2 separate regions of the Homo sapiens genome follow, and region 2 is linked to region 1. The links are chromatin loops, found by intact Hi-C in ENCODE. Cell type or tissue: IMR-90. All regions are shown on one strand. Links, peaks and the distances in the headings refer to the core of each region. The heading gives the core; the rest is flanking DNA.

Region 1 (8,569 bases), core at 127-8,126:
CCTGTCTGGCTGCTGGCATCACCCTGGCAGGTGGATGGACAGCATCATCTCCTGGAACCAGGTTTGCTGTGACCATGAGAGCCTGAAGATGTGGCTCATTCGGATCCAGGCCTGGACTAATCTGGAAAGAGGGACTTTCTAGGTGCAGGTCACCAGGGATGCTTGAGAAACTAGAGCCAGACTTCCTTGTTTGTTTGGATAATATGTCCCTGTCCTCTGATAGCAGAGGAAAGAGCTCTGCTCCCAAAGAACATTCATGTAAGAGGAGGCATTTTTTTCTTCTTTGCTTTTTTTAAACAACCTAAAGTATGACCTAAGTGTATGAAACTAACTGATTTCTTTGGGTAGAGTAGCCCTGAATTTAACTGGGGAAAAAATCCCATCAGACTATGAGTAAATTGACCACCCACATTAAGTCTTATCTCGGTGACCTGGTACCAAAGCCCAGGTGTCCTCCAGGGGAGTATTCTGGGGTGGCAGGGGGATTAGGTGCTAGCGCCAGCAGGGAAGGACACTTGCAGGTCTGCCTTCCAAGGCTAAGCAGGCCGGCTGTCTCTCCAGGAACTGGCTAGGACAAGTGTAAAGCCACTGACCACACAGAACCAGGATGTTCTAGAATCTGATGGGGCTGAAGATGAAGGGAGAAATGGACAAGGCACTTCTGGCTTTATTGAAAAGGTGAAGCTCTTGGAGTATATTTTAGAGTAGGCCAGTACCTTGTATAAGCAGAAAAAGACTTCTCTATCTCCACTCCAAGTCGTTTTTTTCTAGTTGATTGGGCCTTTTTGATTGATAAGAAGAAAATGTGTTTTGTACGTGTAACAACTTTAAGAATTTCCATTGGAAACAAAGTATGATTTGATTTGATTTGATTTCTAAGTTCTCCCTTCCTTTTCAAGGTTAGCGATGTGCTTTATAGCAGACACTAGCACTTTTACATGAATACCTGGTGTGCTTTGGATGTAACAGGGTCATTTTGGGCTCGAGGTGAGTGTGCAATTAGCAGCAGGTCTGCTTGGTCCAGATATGCTTGTTTACAAGTTTAGAGCATCCTATGCCAGAAAGTGAGATGAAAACAAAGGCACCTGGATTGCTTTGTTTTGCTTTTAGATAAAAGAGCTTTAGCTCACACCAGGCAGAAGCATAACCAGTAGCCCCAGAAACCGGTAGCATGATGAAGCCCTCAGACAGTATAGTCTGAGCCACCATAAGAGGCATTAGGGAAAACTAACACCTCCTTCTTTTTGCACCGTGGGGTGCTGAAATTCCTGCTAGAGACTTCCCCTTACTTCCATGAATGGCCCAGGGGCTGCTTAGTATATCATTAGAATGTTCATTCTCCTCCTTTTCCCTGGAGTGGACCAGTGAGACCAAATGCTTGTGTTTCTCTATGTTTTCAGTTCATTTGTTCAAATGACCCAGAAGATGAATCCATTTCTGGGAAGGCTGAGCTCAGATGAGGATTGCTAGGCCAGCCTAGGTTCTGGGGCGGATCTCAGGGACAGAAACAGGCTTGTATTAAGTATGAGTGGCAGGTACTTCTCTAGAACAGCCCTAACCTGCACTAGTGAGGGGGGCTCAGGAATTCCCATGACATTGATCTAGCAGCCTCCTGCACGTAGACACTCAGTTCATTTTAGGGACGTTCAATGCTTGATCAAATGGGGGGCATTTTCTTTCTTTCTTTTTTTCCCCAGCTACAGTGTAATTGCCTACCTGCCTGGGCCCCTTCTAGAGGAAGGTGGGCTTTCCTTGTCCGTCAGGCTGCACTCATGAGGTGATATCGTAAAGCAGCAGAAAGACTGAGGGTGCAAAGAAACCACAGCTGCCATTCACGGGGCAGCTCCCTCTAGCTCTTCTGCCCAGTGACCTTACAGGCTTTAGAGGAGCCTGATGAGAGCTATCCTGGGGGCCAAGGGATGCATTCCCTGCAGCTTCCTCCTGGGGGACCCACAGGTCAGCCCATTCCAGGAGAAGCAGTCTTAGGCCCGTTTGCATCCCCTGCCACTGCCATGTGCCTGCCAGCCCGGTTTCTGATGAAGACGTGGCTCAGTCCCTGCTCTCCTTGTCGCAGTGGCTTGTACTTCATGTGCAGTAGCCCAGGGCCCGCCTTCTAGAGTGAATGTTTCCCTCGAGCCCTTGGATATTTTTATTCTATTTTGAATGGTTCCGATCAATTAATGTTGCTTTGTGTGGGGTTCTTCAGAGAAATAATGCAAACCGGCCAGGTGCGGTGGCTCACACCTGTAATCCCAACACTTTGAGGGGCTGAGGCAGGTGGATCACCTGAGGTCAGGAGTTCGAGAACAGCCTGGCCAACGTGGCGAAACCTTGTCTCTACTAAAAATACAAAAATTAGCCAGGGGTGGTGGCAGGCACCTGTAATCCCAGCTACTCAGGAGGCTGAGGCAGGAGAATCACTCGAACCTGGGAGGCGGAGGTTGCAGTGAGCCGAGATCACGCCACTGCACTCCAGCCTGGGTAACAGAGCGAGAGTCCTTCTCAAAACAAACAAAAAAAGAGCTAATGCAGACCTCTTCTGGTTAGACCTGACACGGAGGAAGTAATTGGCTGGTCAACTTAATGGCGCCCCACAGCTTCCTCTGGATCCTGCTTCTTTGTACTTGGAACACAGTTTATTTGAGCTAGAGGAAAGGAAAGTTCTAGAATTCCTGTTTCCTCAGCCTGCACTGTATCAGATCCAGGATATGTCTGCATTTCATCAGGATCAAGTAAGATACATAACCTTATATCTGTAGGAGCCAGAAAAAAAAAAATCTATTCCTGATAGGCATGGAAACTTAGTCCACATGAAAGACAGAAGACATCTAACAGCTGTCTGTCTTGGGAGCATTAAAACCCAGACACCAAGACACACTAGACAGTCCATCTCTGGGTTGTGATCTCTCAGAAACATCTTAGTAGTTAATGCACTGTTCATTTAGGGAGTCCCCATCCTGGTCCAGGCCACCCTCCTAGAAGCTGGGCGGCAGCTGGACGGGCCTGCCTTGGTGGCATTCAAGCAAGCCTAATTGGATTAGGTTGGTGCAAAAGTGATTGCGGTTTTTGCCATTGCTTTTGATGGCAAACTAACTTTAAGTCATTAAAATAAGACCCAACGCTTATAAAAGAGTTCATATCCACCTCCCAATAACTTCTTTAGTTCCATGCAGCCTCAATCAGTTCCTCCATTCAAAGGAACCCTCTTTACCCTGGCCCTGGGGGAGCCATATTACACCCACATCATAATTTTTCTGACACTATGTGTGCTTGTCAAATTTCAGGGTCAGTTTCCCCTTATTGGATGTCAGGGGTGTTTTGTGAGTTGTGTTTTAATAGGATTCTGTTCGATTTTCTATACCAGCCTATATTGTTACTATCATCTGCCTAGTATGAATATTTTAGTATTCAAAGCCCACCAGATAAAGCTGTGTTCAGAAGTGGACTTTTTGGTCAGCCTTGAAAAAAAAAAAATCAGCATTTCTCTGATATTTCCTGAGGATTAACCAGAAACTAAGGTTTCTTTTTAGGCAGTGGTAAGAATGCGTATTTTCTTCTTCCAGAAGTTCTGGTTTTATACTTTTATCTTTTGAAAGAATAACATTCCTGTGCGACTCTGCTTCTCTTCGCTTTTGCATTTCTCTTTTTTAACTCAAATCTCTTATTTCCTGCCGTTCCTGTATCTAAACAGAATGGGGGCCTCAGGCAGACAGGAACCAAAGAAAGGGTGTAGTGGCTTTGCAGCGTTGGGTGAGCAGCAGCCGCTGCCATTCTGTGCACTGTCACCGGCGGGGGTGGAGGGTCTCCCTGTAGGAGGAGGAAACTCGCTGTTTTCACTGGCAGATTTCAAGGTGCCGGCTCCACCTACCGCAGCTGCTAGGCATTGCTCTTGTGTAGATCGCAGAAGGAGTTATTGGTGATGTGGGGTGTAGGGGAAGACAGGAAAACGGACTCAGAGCTAGGAATGTGGGCCTGGCAGAGACCGAAGGCTGGGTGGGAAGGAAGCTCGCGGCGAGCCTAGGGTTCAAGCCTAGCGCGCCAGGGGTCTCCAGTGAGACCTTGCTCTTCCCTGCCGCTGAGGCTGGGGCTGCACGGAGGTCCTCAGGCTTCCCACCCTTTCTGCATCAGCTTTAGTGTCTGTCGGCTGGGTGGACTGCAGGGCAGGTGACCTGGAGGAGGCCCTGCTCCCCAGCAAGCGTTCTAGGAGTTACGGTGTGCTCTATTGGGATTGGATTACAGTCTCTACTTGTAGACTTTGACTTCTGGAATTTTAGGTGGAAGGGAATTTTTGTTGGTGGGACGCAGCAGCTCAGTGCGTGGTGTGTGCATGCGTGTTTGTGCGTGCGTGTGCATGTATGTGTTTGTGCGTGCACGTGTGCGTGTGTGTGCATGGGTTTGCGTGCATGCATGTGTGTGCGTGCGCGTGTTTGTGTGTGCATGTGTGTGTGTCTACGTGTGTGTGCACGCATGTGTGTGCGTGTATGTGTGCGTGTGTGCATGTTTGTGAGTGCATGTGTTTGTGCGTGTGTGCGTATTTGTGTGTGTGCGTGTGTGTGCGTGTGTATGTGCGTGTATGCATGTGCATGTTTGTGTGTGCGTGCATATGTGTATGTGTGTGCGCGTGCGTGTGCGTGCATGTGTGCGCATGCGTGTGTACCTACCCACACCTAGGGGGATGCATGGCTCTGTGCCTTGGAGAGGGAAACAGGAAATACGTTGCTCCACAGTCCTGTCATCCTGGTCAGGACTAGTCGCGTGGTTTGCGGACAGAGTGCAAAATGAAAATGCGAGGCCCCTTGTTCAGGTGATGAAGCATTTCTAGACAGTGAGAGGAGAGCATTAAGCCAAGCTCAGGTCCCTTCTGAGTGCATAGCCCCTTGTGGCTGCCAGGCAGCACACCCAGGAGGCCGGCCCTGACCACACTGTTCTCTGCTGGTTCCCGAAGCTGATGGGCTCTGTCTTAGGTCTTCTTACTTTGAAAGGTCTCCCGGCAGGCTGTGGCAAGCTGCGCGGATACACTTTTCTAAACGTCTGCATTTATTTCCTAAAAGCACAAATGGCCTGGACTAGCTAGTGGGTGTGGAACCGAGCCCCTAGTTCACAGCTGTACCCCAAGGCTGGAGAGGGGGTTGCCGGTGGTGGCAGGAGCTCTGGGCTCCCAGTTCAGGATGGGCCACAGGGCGTCAAGCAGCTGTGAGCCTTTACCATTGAGCTCACTGCTTGGAAATAAAACCCTTCCTCTGGGCCTTGGGCATCCACTGGGAGCTTTTCTCCCCTTTCCTGGGAGGACAGCAAGCCTTTTCCAACCTTCTGCCTTCAAAGAGAAGCAGGGTCATAGAAGTGCTCAGTGTCCCTTCCCCAGTGGCTGGACACTTGCTCCTCCAGCCTTCACCCCCTGGAGAGAAGGGGAGTCTGCGGAGCCAGTGCCTCCCTGCCCAGCTGGGCCACACGATCTGGTCTGCGGGTGTCTGGGAGGAACCTGCTTCGGAGAGGCTGCGACCTCCCAGCTAGACTCTCCCCTTAGGATCCCATGTATGGGGATGGTAGGAGAGAAAAGATCCCTCTGTGTAAGTAGCCTCAAGTTCTAGAAGACCATGGCCCCGGGAGGCAGCTGACCATGAAGCTGGGCTTCCTGTTGTTGCTTTCTTTCACGAGCTTTTACTTTTCCTGGGCTGGACGCTCCAAAATGTTTGCAGTTCCATTTGCTTTTTGCAAGTAGGTCCCCATCTCCATATACATTGAGCAATAATCCTCACTATGTTTCCTGATTCTGTCTGGGATTATATTTGCTAAGTAAAAATGTTGACAGAAATTGCAAACTCATCTCACCTGGATTTGATTGAGTCACCTTGAATGACATAACAAATTATGGCTTTGTTTTCATGCGTCATGCAATCTTCCGGACTACGGGAAGTTCTGCAAGTGTTCTCCAGGGGCATTTCATTAATAGCGTGTCAGCATTAGTTTTAATGAATGAACATTTGAGGTACATTCTATAAATCAATATCCTTAAAATGTCATCTGCTAAACATTCACTGTGACAGAAAGTAGATATTTTAGCAAGATCTATGTTAATGCTACTTAATTTTAGACATGCATTTAAAGCCTACATGGCCAATAGCCCAAGTATCTTTGAACTGTGAAATCAACCTCAGATCTCATCTGCTGTAGCCCCGCAAGCCGGAGTCTGTGCCCTCCATGACCCTTCTTATCCCTTGGTGGCCCTGCATAGATAGGGGAGTTGGCCCCTGCCCACCCCGTGTTGTATTGCCTTAGCTCCATCAGCTTTGTACCCTCACACGTATAGGTGGTGAACTTATGTGTAAATACATGTGTACAGATGAGAAACTGCAACAAAAATGTCCTGTGGATGATAATCAGCTCAGTTTCCGGTTTTCTACATTCTGTGCTGTTTCCAGCTAAGAAAAAGGCGAACTCCCACTATATAAAGGGAAAAGGTTGTATTCATTTCATGTTCCTCATGAAATCTCTGCTGTATGTTTATGGAATGGCCATGACTAAATGTATATATGGTATGTAAGAGGCCATGCTGTTAAATGTTGCATAAACTAACACAGATTCTGTAGTCAAAAATATTTAACTTGTTATTGTAAAATGTGATTTGTCATTGAGAGATTATTTTTCTGTATGTATATGAGAGTATTTTAGGAATCTAATTTAAGTGCATAAAACTATAGAAAAAAATTTAAAACCTATTCCAAGAGTAGAAAATGCTTAATGAGATTACTTGGGTTCAACTCAACTAAATTTCTTATATTAAAAAAAAATTCCAAGTTGTATATGTTAGAAATCAAATGAGTCATTTTTTTTCCTGCAGGAAATATGATAAATTTCAGTGTAATGGATGGTGGCGTGATCAAATGAAAAGTATCCTGTAGCTATGACCTCGCATGGGACCTTGGTGTTGCATTAAAAATGGATTTTTGCAGATCACATATCTGAGAGGGTACTTGTGTCAGGAAGGATGAGAGGATAGGGAGCCTGTTTTTCATCAGATCCATGTGCCACGCAGGCTTCCTTGGGTTCTAGTGGATTTGTTAGGGATCTGGGGCTGACGCAGCTATCCCACTAGAGAGGCCACTCTCTGACTTCCAGGTCGCCCTTTCTACTTCTGTATCTGGATTGATTCAGTTTATCCCTAATTAGCGTTTGCGTTTTCCATGAAATTTCCTGATGCATCCTCACTGTCTTCAACTGTTGCATAGCCAGGTGGGTGGATGGATGGTTTAGGGTTTCTGAGTTAAGCCGTTTTGGGGCAGGCTTCTGGATGCCCATGTTTCCATGGAGACCCCAGGGGGAAGATGCCTTCCTCCCGTCTGCATTCCCAGAAAAGGATCAGAAGTCCAGGCTGCTTCTGGGGCACAGACTTTCTGTACTTGGCCACCAGAAGTGCCCCTTAGGCCACCTAAGGAGGATTCTGTGAAACTCAATGTCTAAACCCCTGAGAAAGGCATTCAGAAATGATTTCAGGAGGGGGCAACCCCAGGAGTCCAGCCTCCCCTGGCAGCCTGGAAATACTGCAGTAACAAAAAGAGCTGGTTTCTGGTGATCTGAATGCATTGTGTTTGGGGGTGACACCGCTGGTGGAAGGTTGAGGGCCTGTGGTCTGAAAAGACATCTGAAGAATGTGTTAGGTTTTCAACATTTCTTTGAACAGGCTGCGTGCATCTTAATGCTGTCAACCAGCAACTGGAGCCCCTTTTTTGAGAGGCCCGAACCAGTAAAGCTGCTGACTTCAGGAGTATGGGAAGCTGTGATTTCTGGAAGCTTCCTGGAATCTATTTAGGTGCATGAATAATCTGCAAATCACTTAGAGGCACTGTCCATGTGGTCCATAACTGGCTTTATTCCCAAAGATGGAGCTGTTCAGAGATTTCTTTGTTCAGGCGCAGCCTTGGAAGGCCACCTAAGGCCTGCCAGCAGAGGAGATGAGCTCTGGTCTACCAACCCCAAACAGGCCCTGACTCTCCTTCCTTAGAACGATGCCCTCTGGCTGGGGTGGCAAGAGGGCTGTGAGTGGAAACAAGTCAGCCAGTCAACTGTCCCTTGGGCCTTGGTTGTTTCAAAAAAGTCTGGGGACAAGAAAAGCTAGAACATGGGGCCCTCCCTTCCCAGGAGTGCTAGCGAACCCTCCCAGATAGCCTTTGCCTGTTTGGAAAAGAATGTAATCCATCAGAACGTGAGCTCCTTGTGCTTCCAGTGACAAGCGGGCCACAGTGCTGGTGGCATGTTGCTTCCCTCACAGCCCTGCCCAGGGGTAGGACCAGGCCCGCCCCTTGATGGATGTGCTGTTGATTGTAATATACTTCTGTTGCCAAATAATGGTACTGTTTAATTTTCCATAAAAGAGAGACTATATTGTCTGATATGTAATGTTAATGGAATTCTAAGAATTACTAGACACTATTATAAATTGTAGACTTACGTATTTGTCTAAAGGTTTGATGAAGCAGGGCCAAAACATTGTTTCTTCTTTTTTGTTTGAAAGAAGCTGAGGTTTGTTTTTGCTGTTTGAGTGTTCCTTTGGCAACTTATTATGTGTGAAATG
Region 2 (8,569 bases), core at 105-8,104, 68 kb before region 1:
GATATATGCTATCTAACAATTTTTTAAAAACCTGTGACGTAGTACCCTCAAAACTGAAATACACATATTTAATATGCTTACCAAGAGCCTGCATATGAATGCATCTGACCCAGTGCTCAGCACAGAGTAGGTATTGTGTAACTCTTAGTTAAAAATAAATGTAAAAACCATTTTCATTCAAAAAGAAATCATGATGCTAAATGGTAGATCACTCTTAAATACTCAAGTGTCGGTAAACATGCAGTTGGGTTTTTTATTCCTGTGTCTGGGTCTTCCCAGGAATTGTCTCCCTGTCTGCAGCTACTGAACTTTTATGTGCACTGGGGGAATGTGGAGCCCAGGGCATTCTGCAGCTCTGTATTTTATCTGTGACTAGCCTTTCTCTTGAATGGATCTTGTCCTAACTTCCTTATTCGTAAACTTGCTTTTGCAAAGCTGTCTGGGATTTCTTTAAACAATCAAGCTCTCTCCGTATCTCAATATTTCTCCCCACCAGAATTTATTGCCATGTACACTTACGAGAGTTCTGAGCAAGGAGATTTAACCTTTCAGCAAGGGGATGTGATTTTGGTTACCAAGAAAGATGGTGACTGGTGGACAGGAACAGTGGGCGACAAGGCCGGAGTCTTCCCTTCTAACTATGTGAGGCTTAAAGATTCAGAGGTAAACCCACATTAACTGTTTCCTCTCCCTTTCTGTGCGGTGATTCTCTTTGTGGGGAGTCACGATGTTTGACAGCGGAACTTTGTTGGGTTTTGCTAAGTTCTGGAATGTGACAGTAAATCCAGTGTGACCTGTCATTGTTTGATCTTGTCATTTGGCACTGCGCAGTAAGCACTGGCTTCCCCCAAGCAGAATGCCATCAGGGCTAAGTGGAGGCTGAGTGTGATGGGGCTGGTCCGCATCAGCTGGGAGGATAATGTTCAGTATTAAGCTCTCTTCCTGCCTGTAACTGACTTACGCTTTGGAGTAAACTTTCTTGATTAGATCATTATGGTCATTGATTTTTAAATGCCCAAGAATGGTAGCAATATTTTGCCTGTATAAACAGAAGTATTCTGGTGATAATCGCCCCAGAATATTGGATATTATTAGAAAGTTTTTAGAATTTCTGGTTTTGCCCACACAGTAGAAAGACACAAGATCTAAGGGATGGGTACACTTTTGGCTAGGCCTTAGAATCTCCGTTGATCAGGACTGAATTTAAGTGCTGTTATCCGTATGAATTGGAAGTGCTCTCACTGTTGTTAAATAGAGCCCTAAAAATTTGATCACATAAACTGTGGTCTTAAGATAGTGCAAGTTGAATGGAATGGTGGGGTGGACCTACCACAGAGCATGGGAGTCAGTCTTGTAGGAGCCACTTGCACGTTAGTGGAGAGTTTCAGGGTATAAATGGAGTCATTTAACAGATCCAATGCACATTTAAAAAAACCAACAAGAATTAACTCCTTTTTTTTTTAAGTGTTGACAGTCAATTCACAGTTATTTTCTTTTTCTCCTCATACCTCCTAGGTACTGAGAGAGAAAAGGCTGGCAGGGAGCCTGTAGGGGCCGCTTTCTCAGGAGTGAGCAAGTGGACAAAGTTCTCTCTCTCTTTCAAATGCCAGTAGTAGAGTGTATACTGGGCTCTTACATGTGCGGCTCCGTGTACTCGGAGCTGCTCTGGGAGCGAGGCTGGGCCTGGTGCCCTGCTCTAGGAGTCCTGCCCTTGGCCTGCTCACCTCTCCTGCAGCTCCCAGAAATGATTTTATTTGCTTGGGTTTTGTTTTTTTAAGGGGTGGCATTGTTTTGCTTTTTGGTTTTTCTTGCTGCGGTCTTGAGAGCAGCTAAGTGGAATTCCCATGGATGGATTTACATAAGTCTGCCCACCCTTGGAGAATCTGGCAGAAGCCCGGAAGAAAGTAATTTTGCCCTGCGAGACAGCTGGCATATTGGACTTTTCAGACCTGGAAACAGAGAATTCAATTCTTCTCCAGGCCAGCAAGTCGAGTCCAATGAGAGTCATACAGATGATATTTCAGGGGAATTGGGTAAAACACTAAAAGCCAAACTCAATTTCTACTACCGTGCATGAAAACTCTTAAAGTGACTTTACCTTTTGGATCAGTTAAAATACGAAAGCCATTACTTGTAATGTATTTTAATAAGTTACAGTTTTCTACTTTAATAAAACCATCCGAAATAAATTTTAGGAAAACACACAGTGACTTTTTTTTTTAAGGTAAGTGGAGTTGTAAGGTACTTTCTTAACCACAGTCTTAAATTATTAGCCACAGAAGAACTAGCAGTACTAGAAATTTTTAGATATACATCTAGCTATACTATTCAATAATAATGAAAAAAAAACCTGAAAACTCAGCTCTTTCGTCCTACTTGAATACAGAATTCAGTGTAAAAGCAAAATATCCGACCCAACCTAACACCAGACCCAGCTTCAGATACCAGAACTGACGTCTGGGCATGGGGAGAGTCGTCCCATCCTGCTTCCCTTCTCTGTATGGGCAGGTCTGGGGCACAGTCTGGGGGACTTTATAGGTGCAGGGAGGACAGAACATGGCCTTCTGAATCCATCTCAGCTTATGGGGCTGGCTGTGGTTTTTCAAAGGGAGCACATTGAAACTACTTGAACTCTAGGGTACTGCCAATTGCCTTGTTCTTTTTATGGAGTATAGGGAGTAGATTCTAAGCCTGTACTAGGAAAGTTAACTGGTCACTGGAGTCTTGTTTCATTGGTATTCCTTTTTTTGATATGCAGCCTATTGAAAAATAGTGAGAGATTGCTTTTGTATAACTTTGTTCGTTAATAAAGCAGAATCAGAGTAAAAATTTAACCCGAACTTTTCCTGGTAAATGTTTCTTAAATTTCAATAAGCAAAATAAAGAGACTGTAAGTTGTGTTCCTGGTAGATAAATGGCATATTTTTATTCTTTCAGTAACTCATGTTTTGTTTATTAAGCCTTTTGTTTTGTTTTAATTGGAATGCTTAATTTACTGCAAGATAGACTCAAGCATAAATTAATTTAGAATAAAGTACTTTGTAACAACAGATTCCGTTCTGGCTCCTGTCCTGCCTCTCGTGGTCTCTGTTGTTGGCTTACTTGGCTGGTTTAAAATTCCATGAGTATCCCAGAGAGGAATTCAACCCCAGAGCACTTTTTAAACACTTGATAGTTGGGAAGAAATATGCTCTGCCTCTATGCATTGATAGAGAAATTTCAATGTATAAACTCTGTGAAATTGGGTGGAAAGGCCACACAGGACAGCCACTGCCTCTTTGGATAGAGAGGGGTGAATAGGATGGGGGAAGAGAGGTTCCAGTTGTCCCTGTTAGTTTTTTAAAAAAGAAAGCTCCTGAAGCAAATGTGCAAAATATTAATATTTTAATGTGTTAAAACCGGGTAGTAGGCTCGTGAGTTATATTCCCTGTACTTTTTATGTGTGAAATATTTCATAATTAGCCATGTGAAAATAAGTCCGAGCTTAGTGTTTAGGATGTAAACTAACAGTCTTCCTAGCCTGGAACCTCCTCTTAGATTTGACCAGGTCCGAGAAGTGCCTGTGCTTGGAGCCCTCTGGGCTCTTACAGGCGCCATACTCTGCTGTTTTTTTCTCTTATAGAAATGAGTAAAAGCCACATGTTTTAATTATTTTTTTCCATGTTTTCCTGATCTATATCCTTGTGTCAGGTGATACAGTGCTATGTTTTCCCAGAATGAAAAGTGGGGCTTTGGGGCTCAAGCGGGTTTGTATCATCATTAATCGTTTTTAAAGTTGCATGATCAAAACTTCAGCATGCAAATGAGACCTTTTGCTCTGTTTTAAGGGCTCTGGAACTGCTGGGAAAACAGGGAGTTTAGGAAAAAAACCTGGTAAGTTACAAACCCTGATGCTTACTTTTCAATGTTTTGAATGTAATTGATAGTTGCTCCCCATCTTTGTGTATTAGGGCCAGAAGCCTAAAATAAAAAGAATCTTTCCTAAGAGTGGTGAGAGTAAGTCCTTTCCTTGGAATCCATTAATAATTTTACTTGGTTATGAGATTTGTCTGTTGCTTCACACATGAAGAGTGGAGACGTTACCTAACAGAATGTTCTCTTGGGTTGTCGAGAAATAATTCAGGTGAGGCCAGGCACGGTGGCTCATGCCTGTAATCCCAGCAGTTTTGGAGACCGAGGCAGGTGGATCATTTGAGGTCAGGAGTTTAAGACCAGCCTGGCCAACAGGGGAATCCCGGTCTGTACCAAAAAATAGAAAAATTAGCCAGGCATAGTGGCATACACCTGTAATCCCAGCTACTCGAGAGGCTGAGGCAGGGGAATCACTTGAACCCGGGAGGCCAAGGTGGCAGTGAGCCGAGGTTGCTCCACTTCACTCCAGCCTGGGCGATAGAACAAGACTCTATCTCAAAAAATAAAATAAAATAAAATAAAATAAATATATAGATAAATAATTCAGGCAAGATGCTGGGAAGTTATAATACATGGAGCTGTAGGATTATGGGCTCAGCTGCTTCTCCGTCTTCCTCTTAGGCTTGGTTAGCCCTTTTTCATTTCATAACAATGCATTCCCAGGACACAAACAATGGAGAAGATTAGAGTGTAGGTCCCATTAATGTAGAAGCCATAGGATGGTTTTCCTCGGTACACATTGAAGGTACAAAATTGTAGTCATGCCTCTGAATCCAAAGTGTTTTAGTTTATTTCAGTAAAATCACATGTGCTATAAATAGCACGAAAAAGAAAAGAAAGAAGCGGATGTGAAATAATACGGTTTCTGTGGCACGTCTTCCTGGTCTAGGTCATTTGAACTTTTTGGCTATCATATTCTTAGAAAATTATAGGTTGAAACAGTCACTGAATTGCCAAGAGACGGATTTGCTTGTCTGTCTGGTGCCCAGCTCCAACTGGGCTTACATGGCTAGGGAAAAGAAGGGAAATTTCACGTAGTCTAGGATTTTATTTTAGTCAGATAAATACTGGATGGAGTATTTAGTCAGATAAATACAGTGGATGGAGATACATTGGACCACCCCACCAAATCTCCGTTTTAAGTGTAAGTTTTCTAAGTTTTGTACACTTGTCATTCCAGAGGGTCCAGATATTTCATAGATGAAGCCCAGGTGGGCTTTGCTTTGCACTGAAACTAGCAAGAAAGGACACAAAAGACTGCAGAGAATGTTGGGGCAGATTGCTGGCTGCGTATGCCAGGTCCCTTGAGGAGCAAGAACATCCAGTGCCAAATAGGACACTAGTTTGGTCTTTCTCCAAACCATAAACTCTTGGAACCAAGAGCTGGTCTTTGGTGTGTTGCAGGAGAGTCCTCATCCCAGCGTAGACATCCCAGCTGGAGCTCCCAGTCAGAGCCTAGGCTGGGCCAGTAGACCATGCTGTGGCCTTTCTTGCTTGCCCCAAGCTCTGCAAAGCATCAGGCAGGGCCAGGCCTGCACCATGACCGCCAGGTGCTTCTATCCTGGTGGCCGACCCCTGATAGCATGCAGAACAGAATGAGAGCGGCTTGCTTAAGGGCCAGAGTCTTACTTGTTCCCTGGAGTGAGTAGAAAAGTAGGAAATCTCGTCAGAACATGAGACCTTTTTGCGTTCTTCCTTTCCATTCTTCTTTACTTCATTCCCTCTTTCTTCTTTTTTTTCTGTCCTTCTTTCCTTCTTTTCTCCTTTCGTTCACAAACCACACTTGGAGAGCAAGGGTAGAGGAGCAGAACAGTTTGTTCTCTATTGCTTCTAGAAGTTCAGAAAGCAGTAGTTGCAGATGAGCCAGAACTCAGGCAGAGAAGGGTTCTGTCTCTTCATACTCAGTCTCCTGGGCCCGTGGAAATGGTGTGTTTCAGAGCCTGGTCTGTGGTACCGCTGGAGTTTTTCCCATGGGACTTTTCACATTCAGGAAAAGTACAGAACTGTTCACATTTTTTTCCCTGTGCTGAATTGTTTTTGCATAAAGTTCCCTTCTTAACTCCAGGTCCCTCCTGTAACGTGAAATAAAAAGAAAGAAATTTGCCCTGCCATGATTTGCACCTGATATTCAGGGATCACTCTCAAAATGTGAGCCATAAAGAAGAAGGCTGTGTCGTTGGGAGTGAGAATCTGCAGCAACAACATAGAAATAAGCCCCTGCCGGGCTCCCAGTGGTTTCTGAGGAAAATGGGCTTCTCTTTCTACTGTACTTGGCAGCTAGAAAAGCTATTGAGTCCTTTAGTCACTTCAAAGTAGCACTTTAGCCATTGGGTGCTACTGTGCTGGGGTGGGTGGTGAATGAGGCCCCACCCTTGGCCTCAGGGCATTCTGGGTAATTATGGGAGGGGTGTGACAGAAGGTGCCAGGAGTGGGCAAGGAGCGGACTTCGTGGAGGGAAGTTGGTAAGTAAGTTTCACGGGATGACAAGGGAGTCTGCAGCCCACTGAGGGCTCAAGGATCAGCCAGGCCCTTGAATGCCGTGTCTGCCTGGTAGCTCTGGGAACGGGCGATTCAGGGAGCCTTACTCGTTGGGTAGAAATCCAGCTCAATACATTGGTTTTGATGTGTTCATCTGTGAACCTGGGAGGCGCCTGCATCTTCTTGGCCTTTTCTCCTGCTGACTCTTAACAGTGCACTGCCGTGTTTGATCTTGTTTTTCAGAAATTGCCCAGGTTATTGCCTCATACACCGCCACCGGCCCCGAGCAGCTCACTCTCGCCCCTGGTCAGCTGATTTTGATCCGAAAAAAGAACCCAGGTGGATGGTGGGAAGGAGAGCTGCAAGTCAGTGTCTTTTTTGTTTATTTACAATTCTCCATCCAAGTTTCAATACACAAAATCTCAAAGGGACGCTATTTTATTGTAAAGTACAAACCACCCCTCACCACCTAAATTCTGTATTTGGATAGTGAGAGATGCCAAATTTTCTGTGTTTGTTTGGTTCCTAAGTTTCAGACAGCCGGTAACAGATTTCTGAGAGCTAGGAGCGCATACGAAAACATATCTTTCCCATTCCTGAATTCAGATAGAGTCGGCATAGTGAGAACTCATATGACGAGGGATGCCTGCATATCCTTATGTGCCTTGGCATTAGAGAGTGGAGCTTTTCATCAGTGGTATTAGAAGGTGTGGCACAAGAGCAGATTTCTTTGCATTCAAAGCCACATCCATACATCACAGTATTTTTAGTTCCCGTGTGTGTGCGCGCACGTGTGTGTGTGTGTATTGTTAATCATATCATCTTGTTTACACATTTTACCATTCCAGATACTTCCTATAAGTCTCATTTCCAGAGACAAAGATGCTTTAAAAAGATTACTGTTACGCAGTTCTCATGGTAAAACTTCTTAGAATCATTGGTGGATGCCCAATCTGCAAGAAAATTTTCAGTAGGAGCAGAAAATGTGCATGGTCTTGAAGTGACCCCCACAGATCACTCATGATCTGCAGGGGAAAACACAATAATTATAGAGTGGGGAACTAGGACAAGACCTGAATGAGGTGATCAGAATGATGAGCAGTGGGGAGACCAGAGGACATGGTGTGTGTACAGCTGTGCCGGGAGGGAGGAGGGAGGGAGTGACTGGTCTTCAAAACCGTCAGGATCATAAAAGACAAAACCTGTCGAAAGGGGGCTAAAGAGGCGTGAGGACTGGCTGCAGTATCTAGACTCAGTGCAGTATCTAGACCCTGTGTGAAAGAAAACCACGCTGTCAAGGACATTTTTGGGATAATGGACAAAATTGGGTTATGGACACTACATTAGACAAAATTACTGTACCAGTGTAAAATTTACAGAAAGCAATAACTGTACTGTGGTTATATAAGAGAATATTCTTATTTTTAGGAGATACGTGTTGAAGTATTTAGGGGTAGAGTTAAGATGTAAGCAACTTGCAATCAGATGAATCAAAAAAAGAACTTGCAGAGAAGAGGGTGGGGGGGGAGGGAGGGAGAACGCGCACAAATGAGGGAGCAGCTGCTGCCAAGTGTTGACAGTAGGTGAATTCGGGTAAAGGGCCTATGGGTGTTCTGTGTGCTTTTCTTATTCTTGCCAATTTTCCTGAGTTTGAAATCATTTCTAAATAAAAAGTTGCCTTTAAAAAGTTACTACTATAGCAGTTACTTGAGAGGTAAGCCAGCTGACTTTTCATACAGAAAGTGTGTCTCCCTCCCCGCATCCTCCCCCATCCAAAGTGAAGATCAGCCTCAGACTGCCAGGCGGGCACCTGGCCACCTGCTTCATAGCTTAGTGAAGGACAGGGCTTGCTCCCTGGCTTGCCCACATGGGGCCTATGGAAGGACTGAATTTTCCAGCAGCCGTCCGTCTCTCTGGCGTTTGTTGAACGTGGGCCTCTGCGTAACACAGGGGGGCCTCAGTAAGGCTTGAACGGATATAGGAAGGAATGGTTTCTGGAATGCTTTGTGAGGAAGGGGCCCATGGGAACCCTTTGGTGGCTATTAGTGGGCCTGTAGACTGACTTACCCAATCTGCTGGTATTTGTCTGCCCATGAGCAGGACGGTATGGAACTACGTAAGTTTGAGGGGGAAGAGGGAGGCAGGAAACCTTTGCCATGCAGTGGACTAGCCACGGAAG

Evidence for each region. Peaks named below come from ENCODE experiments on the same cell type or tissue, not always from the same donor. Only the 100,000 strongest peaks of a DNase experiment are listed, where the experiment ranks them.
Region 2: a loop joins it to region 1, with 3 times the contacts of the local background. A loop is called at or near these places in 10 of 110 quality-filtered maps.

The regions. Positions count from the first base shown.
Region 1 is chr21:33,891,086-33,899,654 of GRCh38, forward strand. ITSN1 (intersectin 1) reads left to right here. Exons shown (of 40, transcript NM_003024.3): 40 at 1-8,569. Among named protein-coding and RNA genes, the nearest start is that of ATP5PO, 20 kb to the right of the region's middle. RefSeq lists enhancers at 3,798-4,384, 4,385-4,970. In IMR-90, for the core only: a CTCF peak has its summit at 3,861; a DNase peak (open chromatin) is centred at 3,876; H3K4me3 peaks cover 368 bases; H3K27ac peaks cover 273 bases.
Region 2 is chr21:33,822,991-33,831,559 of GRCh38, forward strand. ITSN1 (intersectin 1) reads left to right here. Exons shown (of 40, transcript NM_003024.3): 25 at 497-663; 26 at 3,828-3,873; 27 at 6,634-6,755. Among named protein-coding and RNA genes, the nearest start is that of ATP5PO, 89 kb to the right of the region's middle. In IMR-90, for the core only: no CTCF peak of the experiment used is centred there; a DNase peak (open chromatin) is centred at 3,121; H3K27ac peaks cover 510 bases.